Regions from separate parts of the Mus musculus genome. Here all the other regions are linked to region 3. The links are chromatin loops, found by intact Hi-C in ENCODE. Cell type or tissue: left cerebral cortex. All regions are shown on one strand. Region 1 holds the start of Rfesd (Rieske (Fe-S) domain containing). Region 2 holds the start of Ell2 (elongation factor for RNA polymerase II 2). Region 3 has its middle 42 kb from the start of Glrx. Region 4 holds the start of Erap1 (endoplasmic reticulum aminopeptidase 1).

Region 1 (8,000 bases), 220 kb after region 3:
CAGCGTCTGAATCCCGGACTGCTTCCTAAGAGGCCTGTATCATAGGGTGTGCAGAGGACAACCACGTTAAGGCACCTCTACTCTATACAGCTGGGTGCAACCGCAGGAAGCGCAGCAAGGCTGGTAGCCACCCCCATGGCTTTAGCAGTTCTCAAACCAGTTTTATTTGCTAAGAAGACAGGCCGCAGCTGCTAGATTGAGCGGCGCTAGGGACAGCACGGCAACCAGCAGTCGTCCCGACGGCCATCCCAGGAGAATATTTGGGGTGCGTGGGACGTCAGAAGGATTCGCTTTCATAGTTTATGGCACAAGTGCGGAAAAGCCTATTTAAATGGCTGCAGGTCCCGGCTGTGGCCCAACTGTCAAGGCGAACAGTTCACTGAGGCTCTTGCCAATGCCAGTCCACGAGGGTCCAAACGCTCCCTGCTCAGACACCCGAGGACTCGGAACCGCTGCCAGCGGACGCAGGAAGTGCAGGCCCGGGCGGTGTCCGACCGGAAGCAGCAGCGTGCCAGAAATCTCCGCCCCGCTCCCCTCACCCAATTCCCGCACCGCGAGAACCTAACTTACTGTGCTGGGGTCCTCGCCCCGCCCTCAACACCCAGCTCCCGCAGCCCCTGCGTCCTGCGCCTGCGCGACGCGAGTTTGTGAGGAGGCGGGGCAGGGGTCACGTGCTAGGAAGTACTGGCTCCCCTCCCGTCCCTCCATCAGGCTGCTGTCCTGTTTGTGGAATTTTTCTAGCTCTTGTGGGATATGAGTAGGTGCATCATTTTCTTTCTCTTTTCTTTTTTCAAAGAACGATAATCGGACTCACTCTAAATTTATCCAAATTTTAAATGCACTCAGCAATCTCATCCCTAAGCGAAATAATACCTAGAACATGGGAAAACTTTACAGCCATATACTGTATACCCAAAGGTCCAATTCCATACACTACACCATACAGGCTCCCATGTGTAATATGCTCTCTTTAACACAAATAACTCATTGCTTGAGATACAAATAGGTTAAGTATTTGTGTATACCAAAGCTTTTAAAAATTACTAGATTTAAGGGGAGATGGTGTGTTTTCACTTTCAATTTCTCTTTCAGTGTTACATTAAGAGCAACACAATAAGAACTCCCCATACTTATGCTCAGAGGTGCAAGCTAAATGAGTCTTACTGGTTTGCAAGCATTCTCTGTAAACTGGCACGTGGCAAGCTCTTATAGAGCCCACAACCCGGGCTGAAGTTGATCACTTGAACCCAAGTGTTGGGCAGCACAGACACCCTGCTTTAAAAAAAGAAAAAAGAAAAAAGAGGCCAGCAAGATGATTCATGGAGTAAGGGTGCTTGTAAACGGGACAGCCTGAGTTGTAGCCCAGAGCTCATTTAATGATGTAGGAACTGACTTAACAAACTATGCTGTAGCATGCATGTCCCTGCTCACACAGAATAATAAGGATTTTTTAAAATTAATGATCCTTTGATTCAATAGCTCATAATCTTGGCTAGGCTTTAGATCTGCCTAGGAATTAAAACAAACAAAACCAAAAAACAATAACAAAGCAACTTTGCCCAGTATACCAGATCAATGAAGTAAAAATCTTAGAAAGGATTCAATATATATTTTTGTTTTTTAATTTCTGAAAGCTTTTCATTTTTTCCCTCCCAGAAAGACCAACTGCAATCAGAGGGAGTGAAAGGTCAAGATTTTATTCATAACAAAATCAGCTTAGAACTGGATCACTTGGCCCTTTCTCTTCTTGTCGCCTCACAATTCAAAATGCTCACATCTCTTAATAGCCAGCATCCTCTTAGATCTGCAGTTGGGCTCAATGCACTCCAGTCTCAGCACAATCTTCTTTGTAGAAGCCTTTTTGCGGAAAATAGGCTTAGTTTGTCCACCATAGTCACTTTGTTTCCTGTCATAACGCTGCTTACAAAGAATCCTTGTCCTTCTTGTACTGTGTCACCTTGTGGGGTTGGTCCTTTCCATATTTCTTACAGAATATCTGGTGGACCCTAGGCATGTTCATCATGTTCACAGGATCACTAACTTCCAAAATTATTACACTGTGAATCCAAAATTGGACGTTGAAATCTGTATTTAACATACTAACACAGTGATTTCAGTGCCCCAAAGGACTGGGGACCTGAGACTCAGGGGTCTTGTTCACTTATCCTGGTGTGTTGCATACATTTTTTTTCTTTCAAGACAAAGTTTTGCTGTGTTATCCAGGTTGATCTCAGACTTGTGAGCTCAAATGATTCTCTCAAATCACCCTCCAAGTTTTCTCAAGTCACAGCACTCACAGGTGTGTGCCATCATATCTGGCTTATCCAAATATTTACAAAATGAGCCCCAACAAGTAAAACACAGAGAAGTCCAGAATAATAGCTCAGTGTTAGTTTCCTTCATACTATTCTGTTCACTATATAGTTTTAGGATAACCAGTGATATTTTATAGAACAATGTTTGTCTTGGATAGGGGTTTACTGTTGTGAACAGACACTATGACCAAGACAACTCTTATAAAGAGCACCTAACTGCGGCTGGCTTACAGGTTCAGAGGTTCAGTCCATTATCATCAAGGCAGGAACATGGCAGTGTCTAGGCAGGCAAGGGCCTGGAGGAGCTGAGTGTTTTACATGTTCTTCTAAAGGTAGACAGGAGAAGACTGGCTTCTAACCAGCTATGACAAGGGTCTTAAAGGCCACACCTACAAAAACACACTTCCTCCAACAAGGCCACACCTACTCCAACAAGACCACACCTCCTAAGAGTGACACTCCCTGGGCCAATCATATTCAAACCACCACAATGTTCCTTTTCGTCATTGATCAAACACAGGGTAAGTATCACTTTAAAAAGTATTAAAGACTGAAATAATATTTGCTATATCTATAAGCAGTCTTGATTTCTAAAAATATTTATTTTATGGGTCTGTTTGTGTACCTGTATGTATATATACATATATATGTGACCCATAGGCATGTAGGCACCGTCAGAGGTCAGAAGAGGGCATTAGAGCCTCTGAAACTAGAATTAAAAGTGTTTGTAAGCTACCATATGTGTGCTGAGGATTGAACCTGAGTCCTCTGCACAAGCTCCTAGAAAATGCTCTCTCCAGGCCCTGTCTCTGTTTGTGACACATGGAGCACAGCACAGATATAGCTTGTGTCACCAAATGATTAAACAAGAATTTCATTTAGAAATGTTTTTGTTTTTGTTTTTGTTTTTTTTTGTTTTTTTTTTTTGCTTAGCCTAATCTGACATCTTTATTTTTTTAATTCATTTTATCTGTATGAGTCTTTTGTTTACATGCATGTCAGTGCACTATATGTATTCCTGATTCCTGAGGAGGTCAAAAGAGGACATTTAATTCCTTGGGACTGTAGTTAAAGATGTTGGGAGCTTCCATGTGGATGTTAGGAATTGTACCCAGATTCCCTAGAGGATCTGTGAGTGTCCTTAACCACTGAGCCATCTCATCAGTCCACAATCTGACATTTTAAAAGGATATATATTTTAGATCCATTGTCCTTCAGTCTGTTTGCAACTCCACACTCCAGTAAACACACCTATATAAAGAGAAACTTTTCTTTATCTTTATGAAAGTATTAATATTAAGTGATGGGAAAGCTGTAATGGGTAATAGAATAAATCACCTCTCTCTACTGTCCAGGTGAGCACACAAAGTCATGTATGCACCACCATATCCAGTAGGTAGTAGCGCACCCTTAAGTCTGGGTAAAAGTCTTTACAGCTGAGTAGAACTCGCAGCTCCTACTGCCCCATCTAAGTGCTGCCTATGGCCATCTTGAGGCACTTTCTACTTCTTGGGCATGATTTACATTTTTTCCCATCTTTGTGGGGTATTTTTTTTCTTTTGTGGTTGTTACTCACTAGAATTTCTAAGTTTAGTCTACTAGTGACACCCAGTGGTGCTTGTGAAATCAGAACACAGTGGCTTTTCCTCTGTATCCTGTATTCTGGGGCAGTTTCAAGGATCTCTTCTGAACTTTGGGGAGTCCAAACCCTCTGTACTGAGGAGCAGGCAGCTTTTAAGCTGATTTTCCAGGTACCACACCCCTCCCCTTAGATAATTTAAACGCTATCATCAGTAGTTTTGTGAGCCGGTGGAGGTTGATTGCTACTCTACTACCTCCTACTACAGGGAGATTTGAAAAATATTCACCAGTCTGAATTTCCTACTAACTCAAAACAAACTATTGATGCAAACCACGCAGATGCACAAAAAATAAGGATATCTGTCTTACTGTGTTACTTTTCTATTCTGTATAAAACACCAAGACCAAGCCAGGTTATAAATGAACACATTTAATTTGGTTTAGTTTTAGAGGGTGAAAGTTCACGATGCAGGAGCAAAGGGGTGGAGGCAGGAGGTTGAAAGCTCATTATCTTGATCTGAGAGTAGGAGACAGAGACAGGGAGGGGACACTAGAAATCTCATAAGTCTTTTGAAACCTCAAAGCTCACTCCATTCCTCCAGTGACACACATCCATCAACACCACAATTCCTAATCCTTCCCAAGTAGTTCCAACAACCAGGTACCAAGTACTCAAATATATGAGGGGGGGGATTCTCCTTCAAAACTGCACAGTATACTTCAATGCATCATATCTACTGTGATTCCCAAACCATTATCTTTTCCTCACACTTCACATTTTCCCCCGGGTACCATGGCAGAAACAGTGGTATTCACTCAAAATCTCACAAACTTACAACCCTGCTTACAAGCTAATCATACAGTTGTGACTGAAAATGCAGTGTGCATCCCTAGACCAAAAGAGAAAAGCTTATTTTAGGAGACCCTAGCAGTTTCCCCTTTACCTGTCACAAGAATGAAGGACAGACACTACAGATTTAGGAACCCCACCAACCTGAGTCCCCAAGTAACCTAGGTAACAAAGATTGCATGCTTCTCCATTTCTGCCTCATACCACAATTCACCAACTCCCATCAAACTTCAAAAGGCATGTGATTTTGATGAAAAATAAACTTTTGTTGTATTGAGGGACCAGATTGGTTAGTTTTCTGCCTGTTCTGACAAAATATTCAACAGAACAACATAGTGAGAAAGGGAGGAAGGAAGGGAAGAAGGGAGGAAGAAGGGAAAGAAGGAAAGAAGGAAGGGAAGGATGGAGAGAAGGAGGAGGAAAGACGGGAGGAAGGAAGGCTCTCTTTTAGCTCTGATTTCAGAAGGTGCAGTGCATGGTGCATGGCCACCAGAGGTGTGGACCCTAAGCCTGTGTTATGGAGGTTGTTCCTTAGTATTTGGCAGACGGCAATCAGAGAGGAGGGGAATTCAGTGAGGAGTAACAATAAAGTGCACACGGCAGGTACATGCTTTTTTCACCCATTTCCCAACAAGGTCTCTTAGTATGGTGTCATCAAGGAGTTCATCAACTCTTTAGGTCCTACCAGTATGATCCCAGGATTTCAGAACTCTTTCTTAGAGACTTTCTTGTAGGTAGACTCTACTAATCTGGTAGGCACTTCTCAGTCTAATCAAATTGACAGTGGAGTGATAACCACAGGAACCGAAAAGTTGGGGTTGTTTATGATTGTAATTTGGCATAGTCTAATCTGATATCTCTTATTTATATCCAATTCCATAATTTTCAAAATTAAAATATTAATTTTCAGCTTGGCAACTTCCAAAACATCAGCCAAGGGTGAAGCTAGCAAGATGAACTTTTTTAGGGACAGTCATCTCTGGTCACCTATGTAAAGAGACATTATGCTAAGAATACCTAGGTCTCTACCATAAGCCTGGAGAAAGTCAATATTGTTACATAAGGAGACAGAGGGGACAAAAAAGTACAAATTTATGGATTCCAATAAAAATTCTGAGTGCCAATTCTTAGCAGGCTTCCTTTAGCAGGCACATTGCACATTCTGTGCTTTCATTGCTGGAGTTAAGAATACTCTCTGACTGCTCATGAGAAGACTCCTTTGTCCCTTGACATCATCCTCACAGTTAAGCCAAAACCAGTTTTGTTCAGATCTGTTTCCGGAAATACCCTTGGGTAACTGTCCTTCATCTTTTAGCTACTGAGAGCATCTTGTAGATATCATTATTTTTATTTCTGTTGCACTTTGGTAAAACCATATCAACTTTCTTTTCTGTCTGAGAGAACCAGTTGAGAATAGAAGGAAAGAGAACAACGAAAGCTTCATTTAATCATAAACATCTTAATTGGGGCGGTTAAACATGCATTTAAAGAGTCTTGCTAACAGCCTAGAAGTGAGCAGGTGAAACATATTTTGTTGTTTCTGGTAAAATTTGTGACCTAACATTCAGCAATCAATACACAGTTCACAATAGGAGATGGTGAAACACAGGAGTTCACCAGGGGTTTTGCACTGGGTCTGTAGCAAGTTTTCAGTACCAAGCCTGGTTTAGCAAATGCACACAAAGCTAAGGAGTTCCAGTAAAGGGCCTCTAAATATAAGCTGCTGCTTCCTGACCAGCAGTGCCCAGAATGCCTGCCATCTACACTCTCAGCAAATGAAGAAAGACCAAAAAGACAAAGACCTTGGAGACCAGACACAGCTAAATTGAGACTATAGAAAGGCTGTCTTTCAGTACGCTGGACTTTTAGACAACAGTGGGTAGAGTAGCATGTGCTGTTATTAGAAGTAGTGATGTTAATAGAACTTAGGTTTCCAGTTTCCTCCATGCCTGGAACCTTTCCAGGGTAGAGTTCCCGTTCCGAGGCCTCATCAGTCCCTAGGGTTTAGAGTGCAGTTCCTGAACACAAAGATACTTTCTACATCATAAAATCAGGAAGTTAGCTAGGATTCCTTCCTATCATCTAATTCTGAAACCCAGTTCAGAACCAAGACTATATTTAGATGCCATGTTTCTTTGGGTTCCTTAAGATTAAATTAATGAATCAGCCAGGCAGAGACCTTGAAAACACACAGTTCTATTCTTGTTCTTCGTCAGGTATGTTCTTTGTTCTGTATTGACTAGAAGCCAGAAATGCCCAAAGTGGTATCTGGGTGTTCTAGTTCTAAGTCTGTTTGTTTGTTTGCTTGTTTTTAAATTTTTCATCTACTTTCACACAGCTTCCTGGAAGCTAAATGTGAGTGAGAGCCAGATGCCCACTCCTTTTGGTGAGCAGCCTTGCAGTTGGATCTCAGGGTTTTTGGGGTGGGAAAGAGTTGTAGCTGTTAGACTCTTAGTAGTGATGTTATAGTTGCAACCTGTGTATTCAGCTGCAAGCTTAATTTTATCTCCTTCTGTTCACAGTCCATATACACTCAGATGCTCCTGCTGCAACCTAATTCCAACTACCTGAGTTCTCATGACCACCTTCCAAGGCCCAGCATCATCCCTCAAACCTTCTATACTCCAATTTCAACCCATCTCTTAAATCATTTCAGTTTCAGCTCTTAGGGAGAGTGTTAAAGGGATTAACAATCTTGGAGGCCATTGAAGATGGACACCCTCTCTCATGGACAGTTTCAGTCTATCTTCTATTTCCCTGGTAACACTAGAAAGGAAAATATCACAACTGCCCCTCAAGATTTAAAATACCATATGAAGAGGGAGAGATATTGGGACTTTGTTGAGGCTCAGCAAGGGAAAACTATTTTCTCACAGTCAAAAGAATGAATTCTGAGTTCTACATTTGGCCTTGGGCAGAAACATTGGATTGTAATCTGCTTTGAAGGTTAAGACACTACTTACGTTTGTCTCTTCTGTTAAAGTTAATCCAACTGGGTGTGCCTGCTCATCACCTGTCCAGAGGCTCGCCCCACTGAAAATCTGATAAGAAGGTGAAAGGAATAATTACGTATTTAATGAAAAGAATATGCTTTTACTTCCCACAAGTCCCTCTCCATGAGCCTGCGTGGTTAGTTTCTGCCACAGTACTGTTAAACCTGCCCCTTCCCAAGTTCTAATTCAAAAGATAGTAGCTTTTTCTTTTCTTTCTTCCAGGTTATTTTCAGACACTGGTCACAAGCCTAAGCAACTTCT
Region 2 (8,000 bases), 91 kb before region 3:
CTACATCTACCTAGATCAAATATTTTAAAAAGAGTCAGACTGCCCTAAAATGAGCAAAGAATCTTGGAGACTAACTGTAGAAAAAGATGGTCAGAAAAGGTTAGCCTGTGGGAAAAAGCAGGGGTTGCCTCTGCCAGGATATGCACTAACCAATCCCAGTATCCTAGTATACAAGAGCGAGAATGGAACTGGTACCTGAAAAACTGCAGTGATGGGCAGTCTATTCCAGAAAACTATTAGTCTTGGGTCTTCTTTGTATATATGGTTACAGAAAGACTCAACCTCCCTTCCCAACATCTATATAAGTACCACTCTTAAGCCTTTCCTAGATAAACATACAATCTACAGAAATACAAGATATTTGCTGAACCCCATTTCAGTTTAGGTTTTTTTTTTTTTGGTTGTTTTTTTAAATCTATATAGCACTCTATCTCTAATACTTCCTAACAAGAAATTATCAAACAACCCCTACACTTGTCCAACCTGGTCTTGAACTCTTAATTCTCCTGCCTCATCCTCTCAAGTGCTAGGATAAGCAAGCTTGTTACTATACATTAAAATGTTTGGCTAAATGCTAATAAAAATCAAAGGTTTCATATAAATGTTATTGTCTACTAGCTATGCTAAAAATTAAATCTGGCAATACTGGACGAGATCACTTAATCTGAACCAAGAAATTATCAGGTTTTTAAATACCTCCAACTCATCATAACCTAGTAGCACCATCGCTATGACATTTTGATCTGTTTCACTTATTTTGGTATCACATGGTTCCTGAAGATGTCAGAGACATCTGAAATGGTTGCTAAATATGTAGCAACCAGAGATGAGGGGTGACGGCACATCTGAAGGCCACGATATTTCTTAATGTTCAAGCAGCCTCTCTATGAACTCCACAAGTATACATCAGAGCCACGGTAGGTCCTGCCTCACACTATTTCCCTTTGTAATTGTGAAAGACAACAATATCTATTCAGTGTATATAGGTGCTAGGTTAAAAAGCTGACTCAGACTCACCTCTTCCAATTATAATAAGTTAGGCAGGTTCCTTTTAAATTAACAGGGTCTCTGATTCCTCATTCAGAAAATGAGTGAGTTTGTTTAGAGTGATTATTACAATAATTAGTATTGATATCTCTCCATCTGTATCACTCAACTTATCAAGAATTCACTTGGCCTTCAAGAGACCTACCTCCACAAAAACTTCTAGACTTTTTTTTTTTTGCATTTTTTAAAGCTCATCACCAACATATCCAAATTAGCATCTACTAATTCTCTAATTGCTTTGCTGTGTGTTGGTTCATTCACATTTATACAGAAAACTCCCCCTGGAAACCATAACGTTGAATATTTAAATTTTCCACAATGTTACACTTATCTGGCATTCAATGACTAATCATTTAAACTGAACCTGAACAAAGATACAGAAAACATGTATACAGTGGTAAGCCTCCCAAAGGGTGACTTTCATCAGCCTCCTTCAAACTATTCTTATGGACAGCACAAACTGACCATCTGGCTTGTATCAGCATAATCAATCAAAATTTCTGTTGGGCAGTGCTACTCTGGCATGTATGAAGATTGTTTCCATGCCCAGTTGAGAAGCTCAAAAGGGAAAAATAATGCAAATAAACATTAATTTGCTACACCATCATATTAGCCATTAATAAAGATTTGATTCCCAATAAAATAAGGTGTGAGAAAATTTTACCTAAAATGAAGATAATAATCTTCTACTAGAAAAGGGGAAAGAAATAAGACGTTTCAAAACTCCCCCAGCCTTTGGCTGTCATCAGAATTCTTAGTAAGAGGAGACTAAGTTAGGATGTCCTGTGGGTGGGGATTTACCCACCCTCACCGGAAAAGCAGTGGGATACAGGCTTAACTTGTTCGAGCAAACCCCCCCATTTCCATCTTCACTCCGCCCCCAAATAACTAAGGCGTTAGATATGTGTTAAGTTCTTCCCTAGAGAAGGAAAGAAAACAAGAAAGGTTCACACAGAAGTGTTCTCCAGACTATATTTCATTTAGATATTTGAGTCAGGTATATTTCATGTTTTATGAAACATGAAGCTTTTATTTTGCCCTGTAAAAGTACATTTCTTAATTCACCCCCTTGTTATTGCCTTAATTTCCTTATTCAATGAATTTAAGTGAACTGGCACTATACGAACACTAAAGTAATAGGTGGAAACCATGGGTTAACAGAACTCATACCAGTGGGCTGAAATCAGGACAAGCTACAAAGTGATCTGATGAAACTAGACTTGATACTCAGACTTTTATTTAATAACCACACTACAGAAAGAATTCCTTCTGAGACTTTCATAGCAAGCATTCATAGAATGCTTGAGGGTCTGGAAAAGGGGGGATTTACTAAGGTGTGGGGTGAATATAGAATTAAAGGCAATTATAGCCCAAATTGTATTTAAAAGCTAGAAAAATACCATGTAAATATCTATAAAAAAAAAAAAAATCCAGAAAGACGATGGTAGGGCTTTACAATAATGAATGTCTCGATTTTTAAAACAAAAAGGGATATCTTCTTTTTTTTTTTTTTTTTTGGTTTTTCGAGACAGGGTTTCTCTGTATAGCTCTGGCTGTCCTGGAACTCACTTTGTAGACTAGGCTGGCCTTGAACTCAGAAATCTGCCTGCCTCTGCCTCCCGAGTGCTGGGATTAAAGGCATGTGCCACCACGCCCGGCCAAAAAGGGATATTTGTACAGAGTGCCTATCCCTGCTTTTAAATCTTTCACTTGTTTGTTTGTTTGTTTAGTTTTTGCTCTTGTTTTCTGAGACAGGGCTTGGTTTGAAGCCCAGGCGGGCCTAGAACCTACCTTCCACAGTCAATCTCCCAGCCTCAACTTGGCAATTGTTTGCTTTTTGTCTTGTGTTTCTGATCAGCCAATTAATTGACCTTCTCAGGGGAAACCTATCTAGTCTATCCGCACACAGCTTAAAGAGGATTGCTGTAGGCACCCTCCTTTAGCCATGCCCACACACAGTGTAAACTGAAGTGGAAACTAAGCCAAGCCTCCTTACACTTTGGCCTCTACCTCCTCCATTTAAACTCAGTAAGACCTCCTAGCCTAAATAAAACCAATGAAAGACACAGATCTCAAAGAAGACTCAGAGAATGGGTGGTATCATTGTTTCTTTTTACCTACCTCAAGGTCAGTTATACTCTTCAAGGGCCTTTGAAAGAAGAAACCCCGAACAGTATGGTTTCCCCATGACCCATAAAAAGGCATAACCCTGATCATATGATGAGCTCCAGTGCATATTCTATTCCTTTGAAGTCACATACATGTATGAGTTGATTTTGAAAGACTCTAAGGTCCAACTCTATTTATTGTATCATGACCACCACTCAAAACACATTTAATGCACTGGTATAATTTTGTGCTTAAGTTTTCCACACAGTCTCACACAACTACTGAAGACTACAGCTGACTTGGTAATTTCAAGTCTGGAATTAAAAATAAACAAACAAACAAACAAACAAACAAATAAATAAACCTTTGTGCCACCCCAGTACTGAACTTCCTTTTAAGGAAAAGCTCTCTTGAGACAGCCTACGGTGTCTGCACCACAGAGCATATCAAGACCCAAAGCTTGTGCAGCTGTCAGGAAACAAAATCCGTACTTGGTCATCTGTCCTGCCTTCACCCCTACCGAATGGGGATCTTCACTTCGTACCGCAAGAACAGGTTGACCTATGTGTTCGGTCCACTATTACCTCTCAAGGGGCGGGGCTCCGACTTAGGCTCACTTGGTAACCTTGACACCCAATTAGCAGGGTTCTGCCCCAAATCGGTCCAGCCAATCGCCGCAGGAGAGCCAAGACGAGACATGACGTCAGATAAGATTAACTCGACGCGTCACCCCGACGTCAACCTCTCCTCTGTCGGACGTCCCGTCCTGAGAGCAAAACTCCTGCGACTTTGGGCCCCGCCCCCTTGAGGTGAAGAGCAGCCAATGAGGGAGGCTCTGTGGGGATTCAGACCAATGAACAGAGTCCAGGGCGGGGTGCGGGCTCGAGGGTGGGGCGGCCCGCAGCTGTGGAAGCCCGAGGTCTAGCTGCGCGCAGTATATGACAGTACGTCAGCAGCGGGATGGCCGTAGCTGTGGCGGCGGCTGCAGGAGCCCGAGCAGCCGCGGCCGCAGTGGAGGCTGGAGCCCGAGCGGCGTCCGCGGTGGCACCCCGGGGAGTTTAAGATGGCGGCGGGGGGGGCTGCGGGACTGCGGGAGGAGCAGCGGTACGGGCTGGCGTGCGGGCGGCTGGGGCAGGACAACATCACCGTGCTGCATGTGAAGCTCACCGAGACGGCGATCCGGGCGCTGGAGACTTACCAGAGCCACAAGGTGAGCGGCCGGCCGGGCAGCGCTCGGGGAGGCGGCGGCCACTGATCTTTCTGCCGGGCGCCTGGCGCCGCGCCGGTGGGGCGCTGGCTCCCGCTGCTGCCTCCGCACCCGCCGAAGGGAACGAGGCCAGCCGCGGGCGCCGACGCCGCGGTCCGGGGCCTCTGGATCGAGGGCGCGGGCGGGCGGCCCCTTGTGGCGGGGTCGGCCTGGCCGGGGCTGCGCGGCCGCTGCGGGACTTTCCGACAGCCGCCCGCGGGGTTTCTGGCTTGTTTGGTCCGGAGGAGGAACCGGGTCCTTTGGGAGAGAAGTGTGGCGATCGCCTTACCCTCGGAGGGGGCGCACGGAGCTACCAGTAAAGAAGCGAGGGTCGGAGGCCGCGAGCGGTCAGAGTTTTCTGGGAAACGCGGAGGGATGGCTGAGTCGCTGAGCGAGGGGCAGCGGCACTCCGTGGGGGTGAAGACATAACTAGTACTCTCAGGGACTCGGAGACACTGGCACCCCTATTGCAGGCGAGAGTGTACATGGTGTACTCGGGAAGGCCGGGACACTGGCGCTGCGAGGAGGGGGAGGGGGACACACCTTGCACTCTCGGGGACTCGGGGACTCCAGCTCTGTGGGTTGGGTTCCCGGAGACACACCGCATACCGAGTGGCCGCAAACCGACACCTCATCTCCGGGAGAGACACCAGAAGACTCAAAATCAACTAGAGCCTGAAACAAGACGGCCGGGTCTGGGGAAAGGAATTCTCAGAAGCTCCGCGTAGCCGAAAGGCGCTCCGCGTCCTGTGCTGGCTCGCTGTCTGTTGGCGAGGAGCGAGCCCGAAGGTTGTGGGGAGACAGACGGCTGACTGGATGAGATTCTGCTCTTTTCCTGGGCCCCAGAGAGAGAAACCTGTGGTCTCCGCCTCATCCCATACTCTGAGCGCTTGACTCCACTAGAGGAAGAGGCTCCAAGGCACATACCCTGTAGCTGGAGTCCAAACCCAGGAACTTTCGCACAGAAAGGCACCGTAATGACAATTTAACCAGATGGGGGTATAAGGAAGCCGATTATGGGCATGTAAAAGGGGGTGGGGGAGTAGGGAGACGAAAGTGGACATGTTGTCGAAGGGAAAGACTATACCATATGGAAGAGCCAGGGGCATTTTGTTCAGAGAAAAGAAACAAACAGCTACACCCCACAGGATTTTCTAACAAGAAGTTCAGTGCCTACTAAAGAATATATTCCAATATGTCTCATAAAACAGGCACAGAGGGACTCGGACCTCACATACTTAGATAAAAGTGGAAAAAGAACTAACATCTGTTGAGCTCCTACTAGTGCCAGGCACTTTAAATGCATACAGAGAAAAATAGTCTTAGGCAGAGCCATCGTGAGAAGCAGAAACCTGGGCCAGCAGAGCTTCCAGAAGCTCCCACACACATGCACACACAGAGAGAACATAAACAGTTGTGTACATCTTGGGAGTATATGAGTTCACCTGACAGAAAAGGAAAGATCCAGATCATATGCTCTCAGAGGCTCCCAAAGAATTGATTGGGCACGTGTTATGCACAGAGAAGCATATGGTGGAAAGTAATGACACGTTTTGTGGAGATTAAGGGGAAGCCAACAGGGAGGAGTGCAAGTATATGGAGAAACAGACCTTCCACCCAGGGAGAAGACCTCAAATAAGGCTTGGAGAGCAGTGTAGAGCCACCAATAAAGACACAAAGATCCAAATAGCAAAACTGAATGTGCTAGTAGCTACTCTCCAGACAGGTTCACAAGCAAGAAAGAGGCCAGTACCAGCATGAAGTGGGAGGCCCATCTGGGGAAAGCCAGGCAGGAAGGCAGGGGGGCCAAGGCTGACAGAGAAACTCAGCCCTGCAAGATGGAGAGATAAGGTTGTGGGTTCCAGGGGCATAGGAAGCAATGACAGTGGGAAGAAGTGAGGTAAGGGGACATAAGGAGAGGAAGAAGAGGAGCCAAGCCCCCAATTAAAAGACAACAGAACAGACCTGGGGATATGGAAAGGCTGAGGCTGAGTTAGAGTGGTGTAGAAAGTTAACTCTGAGGGTTCGGGGCGGGGATGGGGATCACCCCCTTTAGGAAACAAAAGGCAAACTGTACAGTTAAACAGGGATATTTCACCATACACTGGTTCAGGGAATTGGTGAAGAGGTCCACTTAAAGAAAAGAGAAGGTGCTGCCCAGGATAACTGAAGTGACAGACCACCCCCGACCCCAGTGTCCAATGGGGCCCTGAAAGGGAGTTTGTTTTCTTATCTTTGTATGGCCTTCATTTCTGTCTGGTGTTTTCATACTTGGAATTAAGGTTAGAGTGCCCAGCTCACCTCTGTTTATATGTCATTATTTTAACAGAGACAGAATATCAAATCTTGTTTCTCTGTCAACTCTCTGCTTAGATGCTGTTTTAATGTTGCTTGTTTTAATTACTGAAGTCCGTGGCTTTATTCTGAACTGTTCTTAGTCCCTGTTCCTGTCTTCACCCATTTTCCACTGCTGGCATATAAATTAGTACATTGAATCAGTCCCTGGGTCTCCATTTTTCTAAATGTGGCATGCTGCGGGTGGGTGGGGTTGAACGAGCTGACTCAGCCTTTTCTTTAGACATTGCGTTGCTCTCAGTTAACCAGCTCCTGTCCTTAGTTGGGTCACTTAAGCTATACTTTGGGGTTTTCTGGGGGGTTTTATTTATTTATTTATTTATTTATTTTAATAAAAACACTTGTTAAGAGGCTTCGGAATCGAGTCTAACTTAGGATGAAAATCACAACCTTGTAGGGACATGGGAAGAAGTTAAATCAGGGTACTCTGGAATAGGTAGCATAAACCTGTGGGCATGCCTGGGTACCTTTCCTGGTTCATCCAGACCAGGGCTGACCCAGTAACAGTTGCTAGCAGTGGGCATCTGCCTGAACCCTGAACCCTTTTATTCTCCAGTGGAAACGCATTGGTCTTTTTTTTTTTTTTAAACTTTCCATCATTAGAAGCAGGATTTGTGACTTTAAATTGTAACTGCTGTTTGAGAGTGTCGGCTTGTGCTAGATGAGAGAAAGCTTTGGGGTGGTTCAGCTTTTGAGGACTTATCTGGACTGGGGATGGTTTTCTTTTCTTACATAAAACTGTTCTTACCATGTCTGTGCTAATAGAGTAGGGTCCTTGGTGACAAATGGCTACCAAGAAGCTTTGGCTTATGAAGAAATGATGAATTTTTAAGAATTTTCTAAGGGCCTAAAGTGTTAACTTTATTTGCTAAATTGAGCATCAGGAGTTATTTTGTCCATATTATTTTTTCTGTTTCATTTATTCTTTTAAATAACCATTTAACATAAAGGTTCACCGAGAGTTAGGAATATATAAGCTATGATTTAGGCAAATTATATAATTCTGTGGATAATCATTAAGTAAACACACTAAGTTCTCAGGGTTTATCAAAACAGAATCTGATGGAGATACTGAAATTTTGCTTTTCTTCAAATCTCAATTCTTCATTGTTTCAAATTTGCAGTTTTTAGAGAAGAGATCTGAAGATAGATTGTAAATGGGCATGGGATGCCAAGAGGCACAGGTGGAGGGCATGTCTGCTGACAGTCGCTTTTCACACACCTGGAATATGGAACCAGTTTT
Region 3 (8,000 bases):
AGGCAGGCTTGGGGGCAAGTTCTGGACTTTCCTTGCTGACTTTTCACTCAACAGTCATCAGTTTTTACCAGTGACATCTGAGCATGAGTCAGTAAAACATGGCCACAAATACTTGAGCAACCATAGAGAATTAGACTGTGAAGATGTAGACAGGAAGTCTCCATTGTGCAAAGAGTTCTCAGGAAGGGGAGGGGCGTGCATAACAAAAAGTCTGGCTGACAGTCCTCTAATTACATAAACTCAATCAGCCTAAGAACATGAAGCAATTGCTAGCCTTTCTCTTAGCTGACCTGCAGGAATATGGAATTCTTTGGAAATAACTGTTCAGGGGTATAAAACCCTCACCTGAGAGCTGGGAACTGTGGTCACAGACCAACTGTGGTCACAGACTATCTTGACTTGTAAGTGGGACCTAACCTTGGTGACTCTAGAAAAGGCAATGAAACACATTTTAGACTTGAAAACGGTATTCCCTGTCTCTCTACAAAGGCTTGGGAGGCAGAAGTTTGAAGGCATTATTTAAGGTGGCCTAAGGCGCATGGCTGGTACACATACAAGCACTCAGGAATTTACCCAAGCTCACTGGAGTCACTGAAACCTACCAAAGTCAGATTAAGATGTGTTACACAGGGCTCAGTGGTTAAGAGCACTTGCTGGTCTTCCAGAGTCCAAGTTAGTTCTCAGGACCCATATCAGGCATTTCACAACTGCCTGTCATTCCAACTTAATGAAATCTGAACCCCTCTTCTGGCCTCTGCAAGCAACTGAACTCATGTGTGCTATATCCACATGAAGACACAAACACATAAGTAAAATAAGTATTTTTTTCTCAAACAAAAGCCCTTTAAAACAGTGGTTCTTAATAGTTCCTCATTTGGTAACTGCCAACCATAAAATTGCTTTCATAGCTACTTCATTCATAAGTATAATTTTGCTCCCTTTATGAAACATAATGTAAATTAGCTGTGTTTTCCAATGGTCTTTTGGGGGTTGCAACCCACTGGTTGAGAACTGCTGCATCGTAAACTGACAGATGAACCATGAATATACATGGAAGTATGTGTATACTGACAATGGCTGTTCTCTTCCTCAGCCTCACTGGTCACCAGTGCCCCATGTCTGGGACAGTCATAGCATAGTGTTAGGGCCTTAGTCTGCATTCCCCCTCTTATACAAAGGATATTCCAACACACGCTCAGAGAGAACCAGCGCTCTCTCATTTTCTTCAACTCCAATGTTCCTTTTACTGAGGAAGAAAAGGTTAGAAGAGCCAACCTCTTCGTAACACTGCACACATGCACAGCAATACCTTATATACACGGGCATTATTTTCCTTGTGCACTCCAGGGCAAAGAAGAGTTTAGTAGGACAAAGCTAAATCTGTTGGGCTTGTTTTTACAAAATGTTAGTGTTTTGCTTATGTGTTTGCTTGATTGGTTGCTCACATGAGATATCATATTCTTGTGTCTGTGTGAGCCCAGTGTGTGTATTCACCCCTGCCCTCAGTTCACACCCAACTCCATTAAAGACCTAAGCAAGGTACCTGCACAGCCCACACTGTAAGGCCAAGGAGAAGGCTCAAGAGAGACCACAAGAAAGAAGGCTCCTGTCCCCAAAGATTATTCTTTTCCTATGTGAAAACACAAAAGGACCAAAAACTGTATAGCAGAGCACATGTGTTCTCTCTCTCTCTCTCTCTCTCTCTCTCTCTCTCTCTCACACACACACACACACACACACACACACACACAATTTCTATAAAAGAGTGTTTGAAGGCAAATGAGATATGGGGTTTTACAAGTTGGAAACGGTTGTAGGCTGAGCAGAAAACTCCTGAGAGAAAAGTTAAACAGAATTAGAAATGGAGTTTGGGGAAGTTCTTGAGGGTGTTTTTCCCCCTCAAATATAAGTAGAGGAACTTCAGGAACAGAGACAGAGCTATAAAGGGAGGCATGGAAGAGAATCACTAACCACAGGACATCTACCTGAGTCTAACCCCCAGCCACTACCTCCCAAAGCTGAGTCCTGAGGTGCTGTAACCCCTGACAGGCTGGCTCCTGCTACCTAGCCCCCTTCTGGATCATTGCCTCAACACTAGGAGCCCTTCTGGCTTTGTTGCTTCTCTGTGTCTAACTACAACTTGTGTCTTTTGCACATTAATCCAGTTCTGGCAGACTCTTTAGAACAGGTTGACTCCAGTCATCAACACACCTGGCGCAGTCATCACTGTCCCCATAAGCCATCCCCTCTGGGGCTTCCTGCCACAAGAATTTTCAAAAGTTTCACATGAATTTCTATACAAATACATGTACATGTAAACACTAGATCGCCACTGCCTTTTATTCACTGTCTTATTTTCGTTAGCCTTAACAACATTCCCAAAGTATGAGATAGAAAATTCTAGAAATAAACCGTTCTTAAGTTGTGAGATGGTATACATGCCCATAGCGCTGAGTATGATGTAAGATGGTATACATGCCCTTAGCGCTGAGTATGATGCCATCTCATCCTTCCCATAGGGTCCAGTCTATTGTATGAGTCATCCAGGCCATTGCATCCACTGTATATGCCACTACCCACTAGTCAGAGGATGAAGTCCTTGACTGTGTTCAATTCACCCTAACTCAATTACAGACCACAATGTATAAGACAACAGGTACAAGTCAGGTACACCAAAGATGAGCTATAAAATGTATTAGACAGAGTCGGGCATGGTGGCACACGCCTTTCATCCCAGCGCTCGGGAAGCAGAGGCAGGTGGATTTCCGAGTTCAAGGCCAGCCTGGTCTACCCTGTCTCGAAAAACAAAACAAACAAACAAGCAAAAAATGTATAAGACAGGATAAAAGTCTCCACTAATAAAAGAATTATGTTGGAGCTGCTAAGATCTTCTAACAATAAAATAAAAAAAAAAAAAGGAAAAGAAGAAGTCTGAACTAACTTTCTATGGCTTCACAAACTACAAAAGATACAGCCACATATATGATAAGATATATATGTATATATATAGTAAAACGGTGTGTATAGAGTTTAATACCATCCAAGTTTCAGGCATTCTATGGAGGTTACTCTCCTGCCCTCCAGGCAAAAGCAGAGCAGTATGATATTTGAGACTAACCCACTTTTGAAGGGCTGAGAGATAACAATTTCATACTTCAGATCTGTGCTAAATGTTGCTGCGATGAGTGGGTGGTGAGATGTGCCTTTAATCCCAGCACTCAGGAAACAGAGGCGGGTGGACTGGATGTCAGACTGATCTACATAGCCAGTTCCAAGAAGGTAGGCTTACATACTGAGACCTTATCGCAAAGTAAACTTTTAAGAAGAGGAAAGAAATAGTACTTATGAAATACTCAAAAGCCTCCGGTAAGCACCAGAACAGTTGCTGACCTCGAAGTTCAAATAATAGCCCAAGCGGAGGAAGTGGAAATGGTGACCCTCGTTTACAGAAAGTGAATCAGTCACAGCCAGGTTCTGAAATTCCGCATGAACTCATGCTGCCTGAAAAAGCCAGGCATCAACGGTGAGCAACCATGATCTCCGGCCAGCTAGGCACTTTGCTTTCCATTGGGTGGTGACGGTCAGATCTCATTGCTTCTGACAAAGGCCCTCGTCAAACCCATGAGTCATGGTTTGCGTAAGCCACCGCTGCTCAGTGAGAGCAGACCCACTTCCTGACTGCACAGTAGTAACTCTGACTTCCTGACAGCCAAGGCAGACAGGTGCGACAGTGCGGCGTGCAGCGCCATCTGCTGGATAGTGTGGGATAAGCAGCAGCCTGGAGTGGATGGTCTCTGAATTCTGTGAGCTTTGAGACTGCTAGCAGCCAGGCCTGACTGCAAGGCCTGCCAGGAACACTAGCAGAAATACATACCCTCTATCCAAACCATTCCTCGAGGTCCTTTCCTTGTTATAGAATGTGGTGTGGCAAGCACATATGCACATGTGTATTCAAGGTGTATATGTGTTATGTAAAGGGTACAAGATTGTACATGATCTCTGAACAAATAGAAAAAGTGACCATCACTACCCTCATTGCTGGATTTGTACTAAATTTTACAATTAACAGAAACTCATAAATAATCCTATATAATCCCTCACCTTTCTGTATAAGCAGAAAGGAGTAAGGGGTATCAAATACTAGCTCTGCTAGTAGAATTACTCATGACTTAGCCATGAGTGAGACGGCAGCTAACAAGGCTCCTCCTTTCTTTACCAAAGTCTTTGCCCACATGCAAATAAAGACTGGCTGAGCAACTGTTAGGAAGAGGAAATGAAGCAAAACCCAGCCAGCTATGACAAGTCTGACATCAAGCCTCAACTATTTCTGAGGCTGGAAGTGGGTCTCAGAAAACTCTGGCCAGCAATAGGTTTAGGTTTTGGCCAGATGCTACAGAGAAGGTTTCTAACATGAGACAAAATATCTGTTGGAGGAGGAACTGGCCTAGGCATTCATGGACACACAGCATAGGACTAAAGAACTCTGGCCAGGTCTCTTGCTTCCTACAGTTTCCCAGCCGTTGGTGCTCTGCCAGCCTCTGAACTACAGCAGATGTTGCTTCTTGCTTAAACGCTAACTGACTCATTCCCTCTAGACCATAAAGGTAACCAGCTCATCTGACCCCCAAATATAGAGGGATGATTGGAAGATGGTAGGTTTGTTTGTTTGTTGGGTTTTTTTGGTTTGGGTTTTTTTTTTTTTTGGCTTTGTTTTCAACTAGAATGTCAGACTGAGGAACGCCTGGAACAAATAGTTCTGGGTTAGAGGTCAGGGGACTGGCTGGACTCTAGGGCAAAAGCAAACAAGGCTTTTCACAGTGGCTTGCAGGGATATGGTGACAAACCTGCCTCCAGTGGACAGACAAGGAACACTGCTGGCTGGGCTCGACCTTAGGCAGCTGGAGCAGGCCAGGAAAACGTGTTATAGATTCTGCCTCTGCCCCTGTCACATGGAAGTACACAGCATAGGTAACAAGCCAGATGAGGCTGGATCGGCCTTGAGTGCCACAGATGGACCTCTTTTTTGGGTCTCCTATCTGCGAGGAACGGGTCTCTGGTTGCAGGTGGGCGAAGGAGTGGGGTGACAAACAGACACGACACGAGAGAGTATGTTGAATCTGAGTATAATGTCCAAACGAAAAACAGACTTTTTTATACAGAAGAAAAAACAAGAAAAGCCAGGCAGGACATATCTGCTGAATTACAGTGACACAAAACAAAAGGAATCTATACATCAAAAGATGGCGGGGACCAGGCCGCTGTTTACCACTTAGAATGGAGCCAGGTGTAATGCCAGTCTATTGTTAAGCCCACCACTAGGGGTTCTTAGTAAAAACTTGATTATGCTGTTCCTTTGGGCCTAGTGAAGAAACTGGTCCCAGGGGGATTCCCTAACTCTTTGATGGATAACTCACCTATTCACTAGGCCTTTGTATATTCCCTTGTTTGGGTGAGACTGGCTACTGTCCTAAGTAATCACTCTGCAGACCAGCCCTGAGCTATCCTAGCTCCATTCTTTGTAATTAGTTTCACCATCTCTACTAGAAGTGAATTTGAATGTTACTGAATAGGTATCATTCTTACTGAATTCCTACTGAATTCCAAGATTGTCAGCTTCAAGGATTTGGAACACTGGCAGAGGCTCACCTATGTCAAAATTCAACCTTTAAAGGCACTTATAATGAATCAATACTGAAAGAGAGCATACACCATACTAACGTGGGGATCGGGTTTGAGTATACGGGCTATGAGAATGCCAAGGTTCCAGGAGGCTGAATTTCCTTGAAACTCTTTGCCTCGCGACTGCCTCCAGGCTTTTCAACCCCGACAGGCAGACTTCACTGGAGTGGGCATAGCACTTGAGAGCTCTGGACTTGAACGTGTCTCACTGTAATGTGGCAGCACTGGTGCCATAGCACTGGAATAGCACTGCAGTGTAGACCAGTAGCTGCTGTGAGGCCCTCCCAGCCCTGTGGCTGCTAAGCTTTACCCCATCCATTCCACAACACACATGGTTCTGTTACTGTCACAGGATTGGGCCGCATGTACATGAGACATGGCAAAGGAACATGGTCTTTGCAATCGTTTGCCATCTAGTGAAACCGTCTATACAGACTGGCATAGTTTGCAGACTCCAGGAGGCAGTTTGAATTTGCTGGGTCACCACAGATGATATATTTGTCAACATCTGTTTTCACAGATCTAGCTCACTCCTGCCAGCAGTAGGCCTGGGTTCCCCCTGAAGCCAAGAGTCCCTAACAGCAGAAAAAACAAACAAGTGCCAGGTGCCAGGTGTGGGTCTAAACTTTAGACTCTAAAACTGTGGTTCTCAACCTCCCTAATGCTATGACCTTCATATTGTGGTAACTCTCAAACATAACATTATTTTGTTACTACTTCATAAATGTAATTTCGTTATTGTTATATTATCTGTATACTGATAATATACAGATTATCTGATATGTGAACCCAAGGGGAGGGGGGCATCGAGAACCACAGGTTAAGAACCACTGCTCTAAAGGCTTTGCAGGGGGAAGGGGAAGGTGTCTCACTGTAATGTGGCAGCACCGGTGCCACAGCGCTGGAATGGTACTGCAGTGTAGAAGAGTAGCTGCCGTGAGGCCCTCCCAGCCCTGTGGCTGCTAAGCTTTACCCCATCCATTCCACAGCTCAGCCTTGAGTGTCGGAGAAAGAGGCATAAATGTGCTGGCTCTTCCCACAGGAGCAAGGAAGAGTTAACTCCACATCAGCTTGTCCCCAGCCTTGTCCTGGCTGCCTCTGGTGAGGCCCATCCTCCAGGCAAGTCATAGATAGCCTTTGTCCAGGAGATGGCATCCAGGATACTATACCACACAGTTTATTTCCAAACTAACCCCCAGTTCTTCCAAGAACCTGGAAAGTTATTTCCAGAAATTAATTTTAAATTTTCCTACATGATAAGTGAATATCTGAATGTCTAACATTAGGAAAATGGTACATCCTAGTTTGTAGAAGTTTTAAATATGTAGAGAAAGGGGGCAATAACACAAAAGTGGGCTTCTTTTAGGCTCATGCAAAACCAAAAGAGACATTGTAGACAGATGGATACTAGTGTAAGATCTGAAGCAGAGAAGGTAAGTGGTGAAACCATCCAACATGTACTATAAAGTCTGTCAATGGGTTTTGTGTGCCCTCATACCTGTTTCATTCAATGCTAGGACTCTATCCCAGGCTGCCTGCAAACTAAAGAACCAGCCCTCTTCCCCAGCAACAGAGCCACACCCCCACAAGCCTGATAATGTAACAAGTATACCCTACTCTTATTCACATAATTTTGCTATAAATCTAAAATTGTTCTAAAAAGGCATTTTTTAAACTTTTCTTACCTAAAAAGTAACCACATTTTGAATGTTGGGGTTTTTTTTTATTTATTTGTTATTCTATTTTTCTAGATGCTACATTTATCTGTATATTGCTTTATCAATCAGGTAAAAATAAAAGTTTTAAAATCCTATTTAGTTGACTAATCTCTGAGCCAGGAACAGACTCACGTTTCATCATCTGCTTTTCTAAACAAAACAGGAACTTGGGCAGCCTTATAAACAAAATAAAGGTGGCTTTAAGCATGTCACTTTAGTCTTCTGTGTAAACTACAAGCCTGTTGTTGCCTCATACTGTAAGAAAGGGGACCAGATTAAAGATTTGAGTATAAGAGGCACAGTTCAGAGCATCTACAGTTGGACTGTCGAGAAGTAAAAAGCTCTCTGTACGTCAGCCTGTGTGGGCATCTCTCATACTGGCATGTGCCAGGAAATAGTGACAACTGCTGAAACACTACTCACCTCACAAGGCACGGAGAAAATACTAGTATGTGTAGGCTACTGCAGTGAGGATGTGGCTGTGTGTGTGTGTGTGTGTGTGTAGGCTGCTGATGTGAGGGTGGGGCTCTAGTGTGCATGAGTGTTGCTTTATGCATCCTTCCAAGGCAGGGACAATTTTGCCTCCCCCACTTCAATTGGGAT
Region 4 (8,000 bases), 1.2 Mb before region 3:
ACCAGCATTGTGGGGTATTCCTGTGACAACCTGACCATGTTTTGGGAAGGACTGTGGAAGGACTTTGGTTCTTTTGGCTAGAAGATCCATTTAGTGTTAAGAGCTCTGTAGGATGTTGTGTAGAAGCTTGGAAGATAATGTTGAGAACAGTGCAGACGATGGAGGCCTGGCTTCTGAAATTTCAGAGGGAAAATTAAAATGCTTATCAGGGCCATGTTTTGATTATGAAGATTCTGTGGTTCTTGTTAGCTGAAGAATCAGCTGTGATTAACAAGATACCAGAACTACTAAAGCAAAAACTTTGCATTACTGTGACTGGGTAACTGGAGCTAAGAAAGTAGTGGTGATTAAGATGAGACCAGCATCATTGAAGTGAAATCTTCTGGTGTTTCCTGAGAGCACTTAGAGACTGTATTCCAGAGATAGCCAAGGTTGTACCTTGTGCTGCAGCAGGACTTGGTAATGTATAAGTGTCACCCAGGTGGTACTGATTTTGAAGGCATGAAGGGTTCATGGAGAGCAGCTGAGGCTTGGCACTGTGAGAGGCCATGGAAGGACATTGGTGAAGGTACAGCCTCAGTTGCAATTGATGGCCCAGGACTGAAGGGGTCATGCAAAGGGGCAGAGGCTTGACACCATGAGAGGCTGTTGGTGAAGCCTAGTTATAGTAGAAGACAGCAGTGTTTTGGAAATGCCAGTACCATGAGATGACCACCAAGAACAGAGGCAGCAGTGGAGTACAGGCAGCTGGAGCCAAGAAGACAAGGTGTGTGTTACAAAGGGCAGAGCTGGAAAAGTGACCCAAGCCCTTGGAGGAATCCAGAAGATGGTGAGTGGATCCCAGACATTTGACAGTTAGAGTTTGATTTTGCTTTTGATTGTTACTGTGCCCTGATATTTTTTCCCTCTTGAAGGAAGTATTTTAGTGGAGTCCACAGTTAAGAGACCTTTAATTATAAAAAGACTTTGGATTTTAAAAGAGATTGGATATTTTAAAGGGATTGAAATTTTAAGAATTTGCAAAGACTTTTAAAGTTATTTAGATCTTGGGGATGAATAAGATAATAAGGGTTGAGGCTTACTAGTGATGTGTTTATATGACAAGTTGACAAGGGATCAATTGTACTGGCTAGTTTTGTGTCAACTTGACATAGGCTTGAGTTATCACAGAGAAAGGAGCTTTAGTTGGGGAAATGCCTCCACAAGATTCATCTGTAAGGCATTTTCTCAATTAGTGATCAAGGGGGGAGGTCCCCTTGTGGGTGGTGCAATCTCTGGGCTGGTAGTCTTGGTTCTATAAGAGAGCAGGCTGAGCAAGCCAGGGGAGGCAAGCCAGTAAGTTAACATCCCTCCATGGCTCTGCATCAGCTCCTGCTTCCTGACCTGCTTGAGTTCTAGTCCTGACTTCCTTTGGTGATGAACAGCAGTATGGAAGTGTAAGCTGAATAAACCCTTTCCTCCCCAACTGCATTTTGGTCATGATGTTTGTGCAGGAATAGAAAACCTGACTAAGACAGAAGGACATTTCATATTCATCAAAGGAAAAATATACAAAGATGACCCATGATACAACTCACAGACCACATGAAGCTGAAGAAGAAGGAAGACCAAAGAGTGGATGCTTAGTTCTACTTTGAAGGGGAAACAAAATAATCAAGGGAAGTAGAGGGTGGGAGGGTCTTGGCAGGAAGAGAGGAGAGGGAGGGGAAAATAGGGGAAGAATCAGGTATGGCAGGAAATACAGGAGATGTACAGAGGGTCAGGAAATTGAAGAGAGGTGTGTAGCAATGGGAGCTGGGGAGCTGGGGGTAGCAACCAGAAAGTCCCAGATGCCAGGAAAGCAAGAGCCTCCTAGGACCCCAAGGTGATGACATTAGCTGAAATACCCCACAAAGGGGAGGGAGAACCTGTTGAGACCATATCCAAAGTTTAGGCATGACCCCCCTGGTTGAGGGATAGGGCCACCCACCCATCTCTAAAATTTTAACCCAGAATTGCTCCTGTTTAAAGGAAATACAAGGACAAACAGTGGACAGAGACTAAAGGAAAGGCCATCCAGCCTGGGGAATCCATCCTTCATGCACACTCCAAACCCAGACACTATTGTGGATGATAAGAAGTGCTTGCTAACAGGAACCTGATACAGCTGTCTCCTGAGAGGCTGTCAGATCCTGACCGATACAGATGCGGATGCTAGTAGTTAACCATCGACTGAGCACAGGAACCTCAGTGGAGGAATTAGGGGAAGGACTGAAGGAGCTGAAGGGGTCTTATCTGGCATCAGTGGGAGGAGAGGCCCTTGGTCCTGTGAAGGCTTGATGCCCCAGTGTAGAGGAAAGCTAGGGTGGTGAGGGTGGGTGGGGGAGCACCCTCATAGAAGCAGAGTAAAGGAAGATGTGATAAGGGGTTTGCAGAGAAATGGGAAAGGGAATAACATATGAAATAAAAATAAATAAAATATCCTATTTAAAATGTTCAATAAATAAATAAATCTTAAAAACAACAACAAAAAACAAACAAAAAATAAAAAAACCCCAAAAAACAAACAAACAAACAACCCCCCCCCCAAAAAAAAACCCATGTGCTTTAAAATAGTCGAAACTTGAAGATGCTAGAGAAAATTCCAGGAGTACACCTAGCTGGAACCATACTGTAGGTCAATTCACATTCTCAATTGTCATAGGCTTCTAATCTAAAACAACAGGATAGAAAGTCAGATTGACAGAGTCAGGCTTTAACAAGAAGTAGGAGGTGTGGCTAAAGAATCTAGGTCTTTGTTTTATATCTAGAAATGGAACTACTTGCCGTATCTACAGATGTTTGTAGAGGACCCCCAAATTGGGAGTCTCAGGCACTGATATAAATGATGGACAGCTGCAATGTAGGAAGTAGTAAAGTGTGGGCTTAGCACACACAAGATTCCAGGTTCAGTCTCAGCTGCATAAACATTAAAGAAGTAAATAATTAGAAATATTGTGGGGCTGAATAGTATGTAGCCTAGGCTATCCTGGAACACTCTCTATGTAGACCAGGCTGGTTTGGGACTCATGGAGACTTGCTTTTCTCTGCTTGTTGTGTGCTAGCATTAAAGGCATGAGCCACCATCGCACAGTCAAATCAGTTGTTGTTGTTGTTGTTTTTGGTCTTTTGAGGCAGGGATTCTCTGTGTGTAGCCTTGGCAGTCCTAGAACTCGCTGGCTCTACAGACCAGGCTGGTCTCAAACTCAGAGATCTACCTGCCTCTGCCTCCCAAGTGCTGGGATTAAAGGTGTGCACCAACACCTCCTGGCCACAGTTTTTTTTTTGAGTCTCCCTGTGAGCTGCCATGTGGATGCTAAGAGTTGAACTGGAGTCCTTTAGAGACGCAGTCAGTACTCTTAATCTCTGAGCTATTTCTGTAGTTCCCATTTGCATCTTCTTTAAGATTTAGCCCCTTTTGGAATTTGGCTGATCTTCTAGGCCCTCCCCTACCAGCCATCATCACAGGGATGTGCAGCAAATCACATTAAAGGACTAGTAAGGACCTGTTGTCTACCACATACCATCAGCTGATGTTATTCAAGCTCAGAGCTTTATTGCTGCTCAAGTATTTTGTTTTGTTTTGAGACTAGAATTCATGGTGGTTTTCCTCCCCTCCAGGCTGAGATTAGAGGCATATGCTACCCAAAAGACATATGCCACAAGTAGCTGCTAAGAATGCGATTTTTAGGATTGCTTGGCTCAGTTTCTTAAAAGGTGACTGAAAATTACAGGGAGCTGGGTTTTATTTTTAGTACTGTTCCATAGATGCACTATGTATTTTAGTAGTTTAGTTGTTGGTAGGCCACAAGGACACAAAGATTTCAGGATGTAGTGGTTGGTATATACCACAGTACCAACTACTCTGAAGGCTGAAGTAGGTAGCCCATGAATTCAGTCCAGGCTGGACTATATATGATGCTTTATCTCTTGGGGTGGGAGAAAGGATATTATATTATCCACCTTAATCAGGCCTAGTTTATGTTGTGCATAAATGTGCTAGTTTGAATAAGTTTAGCCCTCATAGACTGATGTGTTTCTATGCTTGGCCCATAGGGAGTGGCACTATGAAGAGGTGTGGCCTTGTTAGAGGAAGTCCATCACTGTGGAGTTGGGCTTTGAGCTAACCAATGCTCAAGCTCTGAACAGTGTAGAATCTGAGTATTCTTCTGGCTACATTCGGATCAAATATAACGCTTGGTTCCTCCAGCACAAGTCTGCCTGCACCATTCCATACTTCTCACCATGCTGATAATGGACTAAACCTCTGAAACTGTAACCCAGCCCCCAATTAAATGTTTTCCTTTGTAAGAAAAAAAAATGTCCCTGGTGGTACATAGTTTTTGCAAAAACAAGCATTGAAAACAGTGTTGAGAAATAATGCTCAGAGGCTTGGATGCCAAGTTCTCAAAGGGCAGGACACTGAGAACTAGGCCTAAGCAAACTGGGGAACAGCCAGGATAATATTTGGACAGGAACTAGAATGTGTGTTTGATTACTTCTGTGTAAAACTGGCTTTAAATTTATTTATTTAAATGTAGGAGTGCTGCATGTTCACCTACCTGCCAGAAGAGGGCATCAGATTCCTTTCTAGATGGTCGTGAGCCACCCTATAGTTTCTTGGGAATTGAACAAATGAACTCTGAAAGAGCAGCGGGTTCTTAACCACTAAGCCATCTAACCTTGCCTGGCAGCGGTAGCACACGCCTTTGATCCCGGCTCTCCAGGCGGATCGGCAAGTACGAGGTCAGACTGATCTACAGCTAGGGCTGTTTCAAGACAGCTAGGGCTGCACAGAGAAATCCTGTGTTGAAAAACCAAAAATAAATAAATAAATAGCAATCCTCTGTAGTGTAGTGTCTTTTCCTTATTAGGGGTAGGGAAGTTCTGGGGGCCACCTCTAATCTCCCCCCCCCCCCCCCCAGCATATAAGGTACCTACACTGAACAGAAAATCCCCAGAGCACTCAGAATTTGACTTCCCAGGTTGAATCTTTTGGGGGTGGGGCAGGGCTCTCAGATGAAAACATCTGCATCCAATAGGTGTCCTTCCAAGTTGGCAGGCCAATGCCATTTTGAGCACTACCTTTGCACATTGCTGCATTTCTTCCGTTAGTGAAGTTAGCAAACAAAACAAATACACCACGAGATGTGGAGGAGAAAAAAGTCCACGTTTTGATGGGTGCGCCTCCCTGCCTGGTGCTCTGCCAGTCCTGGAGAATGCATTCCCTATCAGGGTCCCTAACTTTGAGTTCCCGAAGCCCTGGCTAGATCCCTTAGGCTTGCTCTCTTTTAGCGCCTTAGCAGGTTCACTTCACCCTCAGCCCCACGTGCCCTGCCGGTCCACCTTCACTTTCACTTTCGGTCCCGGGCGGCCAGACTGGCGGCTGTGATGAAGGTGAGGAGTCTCGGCCTGGCCCGGTGGAGGACTGGGCCCGCACGGTACAGGGCTGTGGGCAGCTGAGGGTGGGCTCTGGCTAACCGACCCCGGTGGAGGCCCGGGCTCAAGTGCGCAGGACGGGCGCGGAGGATCGGGAGCAGGAGTCTGAGCACGCCGAGGAGCGTGAAGCCCCGGCAGGGCGCTGCTGGCCGGCCCGGCCCGGAGAAAGCCGAGGCTGCCGGGCCGGCGTACTCGCTGGCTCGAGTGAGTCACTGGCAGGAGCTGACCACGAGCCGCCTAGCTGCTGGAGACTGGCCAGCGGTCCATCCCACTAAAGCCTAATGGCGACCAGGGAGGACTGGGCGGACCTAGGGAGCGGCCTGTGGAGAACACCTTGAGAGTATTCCCAGAGAAAGCGAAGAAGCGCTGGGGAGGGCACAGAGTGTCCGGAAGGCTCCCTCTCTTCCGCCTGTACTCCCTGCAAACCGGGCCCCACTCCCAACTCGGTCCCTCTCCCCCTCCCTCTCCCGCTCCCCTCTCCCTCCCCCTCCCGCTCCTGATCACTATCTGGATCCCGCCCCCCAAGGCTACATGAGGCCATTATAGAGAAAGCTTTATTTGAACTTGTTTGAGCAAAATGAGTGCCTTTTCTGTTATGTTGCTAGAATGGTTAATTTCCTAAGAGGAAGGGAAGGACCAAGAGAACACACTTTGTTTAAACTTTTATTGATGGTTCTTTGGGTAACCCGGGTTTGGAAAGACAAACTGTGTTTTCTTTAGAAAGCCAGAATTCCTGTCAGCTCCATATATGGTCAATAATTTAAAACCTTTTTAAAATTGGCCACAGTTGTCAAAGCTCCCACCTCCACCCCTTTCCTGCCATAGGTTTTTTTTTTTTTTTTTTTTTTTTTTTTTTTAGATTTATTTATTATATGTAAGTACACTGTAGCTGTCTTCAGACACACCAGAAGAGGGCATCAGATCTTGTTACGGATGGTTGTGAGCCACCATGTGGTTGCTGGGATTTGAACTCCGGACCTTCAGAAGAGCAGTCTGGTGCTCTTACCCACTGAGCCATCTCACCAGCCCCCTCCACCCCTTTCCTGATCAGATTTGGAAATGTACCTTGAATCAGCAGCTTTTTAAGGTGGCCCCAAGAGGAAAATTCTAGTATATTTACATAGTTTTAATTCTGCATTGAAATACTTTGTTAGAAGTGACGAGCCATTTTCAGTGCATGTTAACAGAAGTTGGATTATCCTGGGGGCTGTTTGAAAGCTTATGTGTTGCTGAGATTGTTTTACATTCAGTCCTAATACAAGTGGGAAATCATCCAAACAATTACCTTTAACTTCCCTGAGGACCATGAGGAGTCAGAATCTCCACATACAGCTTAAATAAGATTTCTAAAATGGCAGCAGACTCTCTGGCTTGAGCTAAGTTAGGTGATAGAGCCTAACTTAACAGAGGATAACTTCAGTTTCATCACATGAAAAAGGAAAGTATTTTACAACGTTCTTAAACTTAAAACAAAGCCTGGAGTGGTATGACATTATTATATCTGTGCTAAGAGTCCTCCTAGAAATTTTATTTGGGAGTCTTCTTTCAGACATCAAAGTTTTACATGTTAATAAATGAACCCACAATTCTTTCTTCCTTTTCAAGTTATTGTGTTCCAGGTACCACTGAGACACCAGTTCCATTCAGGTATGGTTGGTTTATTGAACGAACACTCCAAGACTGATTTTACTAAAGGATTCAGTGAGGAGTCAGGATCCAGAACTGTGACTTCAGACAGTCCCCAGAAGCAGTTTTTATATGGGAAAAAACAAACAGGCGCATTTACAACCTTTGCAACGTTTAGGCTATCTAGCCTAGGGGATCTCTAAAGTCCATGAGGTTCCTGACACAGCACAATAACAAATTGGTTTTACCAGGGCAAGGAACAATAATAGGTCAAGTTAAGGTTAAGAGCTACAAAATGAAGGTTGAGGTAATATAGCAGAGCTATTGTCAAGTTCTAATATTTAACAATTGTACTTCTAGGCTTTTCTAGTTCAATAAAAGACACTGATCCCTATTTGATATTCATTCTAGACATTCTTGTAGTCTTTCTTAATAACTGTTCTCTCTCCTACCCCAACTTCTAGCTCATCCTAAATACAGAGTAGTCCCACTCCCTTGCAAACTTATCCCTAGGCTTCCTGCTTTTTGCTTTCAATTCTTTATTGTAATACCAGAGCTAAACATACTAGAACATGACCTAAGATTGGTTAGGATTAGCCAAAGAATTTTAACAGTGAAATACCTCTCACTGCACTGGGTTTTATCAAGCCCCTCTCATGTAGGTGCTGTGTGGGAATCTAAAGACCATTGCATTATTGCTTTCCAGCAGTCTCCAGTGCAAAAGTATAGGAATAAATGCACTAATGAGAGCATTATGAAGCAGGGCTAGGAAAATGCCATGAGGGGGACACAGAAAGTACTGGGAAAGGTCAAAGAAGTGTTTTCTTGTGTCTGGAATATTCCAGGAAGGATTCTTAGGGATGCCTTATTTGAATTGAACCTTGAAAGATAGGAGAAAAGTATTGAGGGAAGGGAAT

Evidence for each region. Peaks named below come from ENCODE experiments on the same cell type or tissue, not always from the same donor. Only the 100,000 strongest peaks of a DNase experiment are listed, where the experiment ranks them.
Region 1: it touches region 3 in a loop (4-fold over the local background); 5 of 42 quality-filtered maps call a loop at or near these places.
Region 2: a loop joins it to region 3, with 3 times the contacts of the local background. A loop is called at or near these places in 20 of 42 quality-filtered maps.
Region 4: a loop joins it to region 3, with 4 times the contacts of the local background. A loop is called at or near these places in 2 of 42 quality-filtered maps.

What each region holds. Positions count from the first base shown.
Region 1 is chr13:76,018,088-76,026,087 of GRCm38, forward strand. It overlaps Rfesd (Rieske (Fe-S) domain containing), which reads right to left and starts at 475. Exons shown (of 4, transcript NM_178916.5): 1 at 1-475. It overlaps Gm52035 (a long non-coding RNA gene), which reads right to left. Exons shown (of 3, transcript XR_003950562.1): 2 at 7,710-7,787; 3 at 3,264-3,566. It also overlaps the pseudogene Gm4165. In left cerebral cortex, CTCF peaks have their summits at 650 and 3,918; DNase peaks (open chromatin) are centred at 575, 1,159 and 3,914; H3K4me3 peaks cover 1,292 bases; H3K27ac peaks cover 1,403 bases.
Region 2 is chr13:75,703,432-75,711,431 of GRCm38, forward strand. Ell2 (elongation factor for RNA polymerase II 2) reads left to right here and starts at 4,053. Exons shown (of 12, transcript NM_138953.2): 1 at 4,053-4,366. The coding sequence starts at 4,220. It overlaps 1700037F03Rik (a long non-coding RNA gene), which reads right to left and starts at 3,726. Exons shown (of 3, transcript XR_873683.1): 1 at 3,648-3,726. In left cerebral cortex, CTCF peaks have their summits at 3,966 (motif pointing left), 4,578 (motif pointing left) and 5,670; DNase peaks (open chromatin) are centred at 1,848, 3,993, 4,959, 4,991 and 3 more places; H3K4me3 peaks cover 4,412 bases; H3K27ac peaks cover 3,845 bases.
Region 3 is chr13:75,794,296-75,802,295 of GRCm38, forward strand. No RefSeq gene overlaps it. Among named protein-coding and RNA genes, the nearest start is that of Glrx, 42 kb to the right of the region's middle. In left cerebral cortex, a CTCF peak has its summit at 3,760 (motif pointing left); DNase peaks (open chromatin) are centred at 3,246, 3,727, 4,271, 4,494 and 1 more place; H3K4me3 peaks cover 489 bases; H3K27ac peaks cover 657 bases.
Region 4 is chr13:74,634,479-74,642,478 of GRCm38, forward strand. Erap1 (endoplasmic reticulum aminopeptidase 1) reads left to right here and starts at 5,375. Exons shown (of 19, transcript NM_030711.5): 1 at 5,375-5,415. In left cerebral cortex, CTCF peaks have their summits at 4,589 (motif pointing right) and 6,401 (motif pointing right); DNase peaks (open chromatin) are centred at 4,627, 5,396 and 5,707; H3K4me3 peaks cover 1,623 bases; H3K27ac peaks cover 799 bases.